Linked DNA regions of Homo sapiens: region 2 is linked to region 1. A link is a contact called in ENCODE Hi-C or POLR2A ChIA-PET data. All regions are on one chromosome and are shown on one strand. Each heading gives the region's core, a stretch centred on a gene start or an enhancer-like site at or near the end of the contact. The rest is flanking DNA. Distances are from core to core; before and after follow the strand shown.

What was found. A loop is a pair of places that touch in the nucleus more often than their neighbours do. ChIA-PET counts read pairs that join two places held with the same protein, here RNA polymerase II (POLR2A). Pooled maps may share reads with other maps.
Region 2: a loop to region 1 is called in a pooled map, with 2.0 times the contacts of the local background. The contact joins the promoter of CRIP3 here to the enhancer-like site in region 1. A Hi-C loop is called at or near these places in 1 of 50 pooled maps. POLR2A ChIA-PET finds 5 or more read pairs at or near these places in 4 of 52 experiments (A673, T-cell, WTC11 and 1 more).

Annotation. Positions count from the first base shown.
Region 1 is chr6:42,770,133-42,773,461 of GRCh38, forward strand. It overlaps a transcript of BICRAL not described here. Among named protein-coding and RNA genes, the nearest start is that of BICRAL, 10 kb to the right of the region's middle. RefSeq lists a silencer at 647-696 and an enhancer at 1,167-1,366. Within about 2 kb of position 1,824, at least 18 of the 41 ENCODE cell types and tissues checked have a DNase peak (open chromatin) inside an H3K27ac peak, as active enhancers do.
Region 2 is chr6:43,307,366-43,310,694 of GRCh38, forward strand. CRIP3 (cysteine rich protein 3) reads right to left here and starts at 1,461. Exons shown (of 8, transcript NM_206922.3): 1 at 1,385-1,461; 2 at 950-1,044; 3 at 474-531; 4 at 247-378. The coding sequence starts at 1,427. It also overlaps the pseudogene RPL12P47. RefSeq lists an enhancer at 121-978.

The DNA of each region.
Region 1 (3,329 bases), core at 574-3,073:
TCTCTTCTGCCTTTCCCCATGTGATTTGGAGAACTCTTAGTCATTCTTTAAAACCCAGCTTTAAAGTATCTCCTGTTCTTCCCTCTCTTAGTTTTTTGTTTTCTTTTGTTTTTTAAGACAGGGTCTTGCTCTGTCACCCAGGCTGGAGTGCAGAGGCGTGATCTCGGCTCACTGCAACCTTCGCCTCTCGGGTTCAAGCGATCCTCATGCCTCAGCTTCCCGAGTAGCTGGGATTACAGGCACGTGCCACCATGCCCGGCTAATTTTATTATTATTATTATTTTTTTTTTTTTTTTTTTGAGACGGAGCCTTGCTCATATTGCCCAGACTGGAGTGCAGTGGCGCAATCTCAGCTCACTGCAACCTCCACCTCCCAGGTTCAAGCGATTCTTCTCCCTCAGCCTCCAGAGTAGCTGGGATTACAGGCACCTGCCACCATACCCAGCTAATTTTTTGTATTTTTAGTACAGACGGGGTTTCACCATGTTGGCCAGGCTGGTCTCGAACTCCTGACCTCAGGTGATCCACCCGCCTCGGCCTCCCAAAGTGCTGGGTTTACAGGCATGAGCCACCCCACCCGGTCAGTGTTTTTGTTTTTTTCGGTCTGGAGTGCAGTGGCGCAATTTCCACTCACTGTAGCCTCCACCTCCCGAGTTCAAGTGATTCTCCTGCCTCAGCCTACCGTGTAGCTGGGATTCCAGGTGCCCGCCACCACGCCCCGCTAATTTTTGTATTTTTAGTAGAGACGGGGTTTCACCACGTTGGCCACGAACTCCTGACCTCAAGTGATCCGCCTGCCTCGGCCTTACAAAGTGCTGGGATTACAGGCGTGAGCCACCGCACCCGGCCCTCCCCTCTCTGAACAGGATTGCCTACTCTGTCCTCCGACTCCCAGAGCTTTTCACTGACACCTGGGGACTGCTGGGTCCCTCCTTCTCTCCTAGCCTGCCCAGGGCCACCCCAAGCCTGCAGTAGATTTTCATTTATCTCTGTAAGAACGTTTACAAGGACATGGAGCAAATTAGCATCACACAAATGACGATGCTGCAAATGAGCGGTGTACAGGGTTGGCGGGTGTTGCAGGCAGGTTTCCTGTCGTTGGCGCCACGTGCTGCAGAAAGAGGACCCCTCCCCCTGCGGGCCGCCGCTGCGCCCGTGCATCCGTCACAGGTACAATTCGCACCGGAACTTGCGGCCCGGCTTCATTACGTGATGCTTTTTAGCTGCTCTGGTTTCTTTTTGTTTTTTCTACTTTTCTCATTTGTTTGTGTTGTTAGGGACCGCCTAGTGAGAAATTGAGCTTCAGGCTGCGCAGATAGAAAGGCCTCTATATCTGCATCCCCACCCCTGTGGGGGTGGCGGGGGGTGGTGGGGGGGTCCTGTCTGAAGTGGTAGGGAAGGAGGGTTTTGAGGTTTTTGACTATTTGCTTGCAAGTATCTAAGTAAGAGATTTGTTTGCCCACATTTGCACTCTCTTGGCTAGCAACCCGACAAAATATTTTCTGATGGTTTTTCGTGTATGTGGTTTTTGTTTTTGAGGGAGAGAATAATTAACACCTTGGTTAAATTGTACTGAGATACAATGGCTGTTTTTAAAAATTGCTGTTAACTGAAGGGTTGAAGCTAGTATAATTCCCAGGCTCAGCCTCTTGGGAGGCTGAGTCTCCAATAGCATAGTCTTCAATAGACTATGCTGTGAATTGTAATCAGAAAAGAAAAAAAAATTAGACACGAGCAAAAGCAATTAAAGTATTTATTCTCCAATATTCGCATTTCTGCATTTGTCAGCAGCTGTGGAACTGTCACAAGATATGCTGATTTGGTTGTGGTATGTGCCTGTCTGGGGAGGGGAGGAGGAGGATGAAGGCAGACTGTAAACAAATCATTATTGTAAAGTGATCAGTGGGTAATAGAGGCGTGTATAGAGTGCATAGAGAAGGGACTCACTCATTTTAAGCAATGTTTTTCAAATGGGGTCACCTCCATTAGTGAATCATGAAGTCCTTTACCAAGTGCCTAACAGCATTTGAAAAAATAAAGACAATATAGAATGAAATACATCAAGATGCATCCTCCATAGTAGGTTTAGATATTTTTTTTTCAAAAACCTTTGTTTCAATTATATATCTACTGAATTACAATGTGAAATGTGTTTCTTGGGATTGAGTCTCAAGCAAAGATGTTTGAAAGCCACTGAGTTAGGCGACGGGAGAAGGCTTCCCAGAGGAGGTGGCATTGGAGCTGGGCCTTGAAGAATGGTGGACTTGTGCCACAGGAAAAGGGAATTCCAGGCAGATGGGAAAGGATATGTCCAAATCTGGATCTGTTTGTTCAGGGGCAGGGTATTCTCTGTAAAGGGACCACAGGGTACTAGGAGAGGACTGGCTCGAGATGTGCCTGGGGAGGCAGGTGGAGCCAATTACCGAGCCACTTGAAAGTACATATACCACTTCTCAGCTTGCCCTAGAAATTCCCATTCTCTGGTTATGGATTTGGGTTTGGGAATCTGTACTTGCAATAAACATCCCTGGGCAGTGAGGCAGTGAGGTGCTGATGAAGGTGTGACACAACCAGCTCTAGAATCTAGAAAGATGATCTTTGTAGCAATTTGGATAGGAGATCAATGGGAGGCCAAGCAATAGGCGGACCTGAATTCAGGTGATGGTAATTGGCAAAGAATTACCATTGAGGGAGGATGGTATTCGAGGGAGATTTTGGAAGTGAGTTTTGTAGGGACCAAGGGAAAGCTTCACCTCCGCCCTGTGAAAGTTTGCTGAAAATGAACTGGCAGTAGACAGATTAAGAGGAGAAAAGACATAACAATTTATTTAATATTTAACATGTATAGCATGGGGGAATAGCAGGAGAATGATTACCCAATAACCCAATGAGGTCCAGGTGCCTAAGTACCCTTCTTCACAGAAGAAGGGGAGATGGGGAGTGGAGCAATTTTTTTTTTTTTTTGAGACGGAGTCTTGCTCTGTCGCCCGGGCTGGAGTGCAATGGCACGATCTCGGCTCACTGCAACTTCTGCCTCCTGGGTTCAAGGGATTCTTCCGCCTCAGCCTCCTGAGTAGCTGGGATTACAGGCACCCGCCATCATGCCCAGCTAATTTTTGTATTTTTGTAGAGACAAGGTTTCGCCATTTTGGCCAGGGTGGTCTTGAACTCCTGACCTCAGGTGATCCACCCACCTCAGCCTCCCAAAGTGCTGGGATTACAGTCGTGAGCCACTGCACCTGGCTGCAATTAAAAAAAAAAATTAAAAAAATACAAAGCATCGCCATGTTGCCCAGGCTGGTCTCGAACTTCTGGGCTCAAGCAGTTCT
Region 2 (3,329 bases), core at 211-2,710, 540 kb after region 1:
CTGACCTCATGATCCACCTGCCTCGGCCTCCCAACAATTTACCTCTTAACTCAGCAGCTCACATGAGGGAATAGAAAGAAAGAAAGAAAAAAAAAGCGGGGAGTAGATAGAGAAGACTTTGCCAAGAATGAAGTTGTGAGAATGTGAAGCAGAGGGCTGGATAGGAGACTGCCACCTGGCCCAACCTCCGCTCCAGCTTGGGGAAGGGTCGGGAGGAGGACTGGGAGGAGCTGAGCCCAGCCTTACTTTTCTTGCCTTGGGGGAGGCCAGTCCTTGGCCTGGGAGGGCTGAAGCTGCTGGGGCTGAGAGGAGTGGTGCAGCCAGGGCTGGGAGTGGGGGGATTGTACAAGTAGGAGCCTACACCACCAATGTTCACCCCTGAAGAGAGAATAGGGGAGGTCAGGCTTGAGCCCCCAGCTCCCAGCCACAAGGAGGGTTCTGCTGACCCATGGCCCCTTAAGGCTGGTACTTACCCCTGGGTCCAAAGAGAGCCCCATAGCATGGCTTGTGGCAGTATGGCCTCCCATTGTGCTGGGCACAAGCAGAGGGAAGTGGGTTACTCAAGGCCAGCGGGAGCCATGCCCCACAGGCCTTCACCCCAGACAGGCTGCCAGGTGTGTCTGTCCACTGGCTGAGTCTGGTGGGCCTGGGAGGGGTGGGGGATGGGCTGGCATGCCAGCATTTCCACTGTGGTCAAGGGAGGAAGAGCAAGAGCAGCTCAGAAGGTGACGCTGCTTCCCACTCACCCTGATCCCCAAAACCATGGGATCCACAGTCACGACCCAGGTTCCCAAATTCCTGGCTGGTGTGGGGTCCACCAGGTGGGCGGCCTTGGGGTTGGCTACTGAGGTTCCCTTTGGCAGGCCTCCAGTGCTGAAGTTGGGGGCTGGTGCCTGGGGGGTGGGAGGCAGTGATGTAAACAGGGCAGTGCTCCCTGGCCAGGTCTTACCTCTGCATGCCCGCCAGGGGACAGGATGCTGTGGCAGCGCTCACATTTCAGGCAGAAGCGGTGCCAGTTCTTGCCCAGGGAGCTCACCTTCTCAGCTGTGGAGGACAAAGTGGAACCGAGCTGCGAGGAGCCTGTCCAAGCATAGGGCCCCTCCTTTCCCTCTTCGGCCCTCTAGGGAATTAGGTTGGCCTGCCCTGCTTCCTGGAGATGAGTGTCTCCAGGAGGCCAGCTCCATCCCGCTCCGGTTTCACACTCCCCACAGAGCTCTCAGAGGAAGGGAGAAGACCCGAGTGGGAGCGGGTGGTGCGGAGACTACCAGCCGCTGCAGGTGAAAAGGGTGTCTGGGACTACACTGTGGCTAGCCCTCCGCGTCCTCAGGGAATCCAGCGGCTCCCATTCGCCCCATCTTCTCCCCCTCCGCAGCCCGGGCCTCACCGAAGAAAACAGGTTGCTGGCAACGCGGACAGGTCCAGCTCATAGCTCCGCTCCAGGCAGCGCACGCGGCACACAGTAGGTACGCCGCTGCGGCTCAGTTCCGCCCCCTCCGCAGGCTCCACCCACGGCTCAGCTTTGAGCCTCCCTGGGCGGAATCCGCGGTTCCTCGGCGCTCATTGGTTATCAGAAATTTAGAACCACTCCACTTGGGAGACAAAGGGCTATTTCGCTGTTACTTCAAAGAGCATTAAAGCCTCGGTCAGACCCACGGGGAGGAGAGAGGATCTTGAAGCCGTGGACTCCAGACTAGGAAGGCACATGTGTAACGAAGACACCTGGACAGGGAGCTCTACTAGTTTCTGGAGCGGTAAGGACAGGAAAAATGTCCACAGTGCAGACATCATTAAAACACTACTCTCTCCAAAGCGAGGGAGTAGGCATTCTTTGAAATGCAAAATTCCACCTTGGCAGTATAGCAAGTGGTTGAAAGCAACAAAATCTGGAGCCCGTCTCTGGTACCCTACTCTTTGACTTCAGGCAAATTACTGAACCTCCCTCTCTGCCTCCATTTTCTCATCTGTGCAATGAGTATGATAACAGTCTCTGCCTCATAGGATTGTTATGAGAGTTAAATAGGTTAATACATGTAGAGTGCCCAAACAGCGCCTGGCATGTAAACGCTGTAACAGCTATAGCTATCACTATGATGGATCCCTTAATGAACTCAAGACTCGGTTTGGAAGCCTCAGAACATGGTCTGTATACAATCGTTTACTCCTAAAGCTGTAGGGTGGCTGGACACAGTGGCTGACACCTGTAATCCCAGCACTTTGGGAGGCCAAGGTGGGCGGATCGCCTGAGGTCAGGAGTCCAAGACCAGCCTGGCCATCGAGGCGAAACTGCGTCTCTACTAAAAATACAAAAATTAGCTGGGCGTGGTGGCGCATGCCTGTAATCTCAGCTACTCGGGAGGCTGAGGCAGGAGAATCGCATGAACCGGGAGGTGTGGAGGTTGCAGTGAGCCGAGATCGCACCACTGTACTCCAGCCTGGGGGACAAGAGCGAGACTCCATCTCAAAATAAATAAATAAATAAAAATGAAAACCAACTACACATTTCTAATCTGGTTTGCTTTAAAATTTTTAAATATTTGTGTTTTTAATGAATGTATTTATTTGAGGCAGGGTCTCTGTTGCCCAGGCTGGAATGTAGTGGTGCATCGTAGCTCACTGCAGTCTCCACCTGCCCGGCTCAAGCGATCCTCTCACTTTAGCCTCTGGAGTAGCTGGGACTACAGACACATGCCACCACACCTGGCTAATTTTTGTATTTTTTGTAGAGATGGGGTTTTGCCATGTTGCCCAGGCTGGTCTCGAATTTCTGGGCTCAAGCGATCCACCTGCCTGGGCCTCCCTAAGTGCTGGGATTACAGGTATATGCCCCCATGCCCAGATAAATATTTGTTAAAAGTAGTTCAATAGACTCTCTGGCACCATTAAAGAGATCCTGGGGACTGCCCAGTCTGTGGGCTGTAATGTTGATGGCCGCCACCCTCATGACATCATAGATGATATCAACAGTGGTTCTGTGGAATGCCCAGCCAGTTAAGCACAAAGGAAAATATTTCAATAAAGGATCATTTGACAACTGGTGGAAAAAAAAAAAAGTAGTTCAATAGTGCTTCAAAGGATATTTCAAGAAATTTAAATCCAGAGAATGGAAGAAATATTTGCAAATCTGATAAGGATCTAGTAACCAGATTATATAAATAACTTATAATGCAATAACAAAAAGACAACCCAATTAAAAGTGAGCAAAGTATTTGAATAGATGTTTTTCTAGAGATACACAAATGGCCAATAAGCACATGAAGAGATGCTGAATATCAATAGTCATTAGGGAAATGCAAATTAGGACCACAATGAGATACCATTTTATACTGACT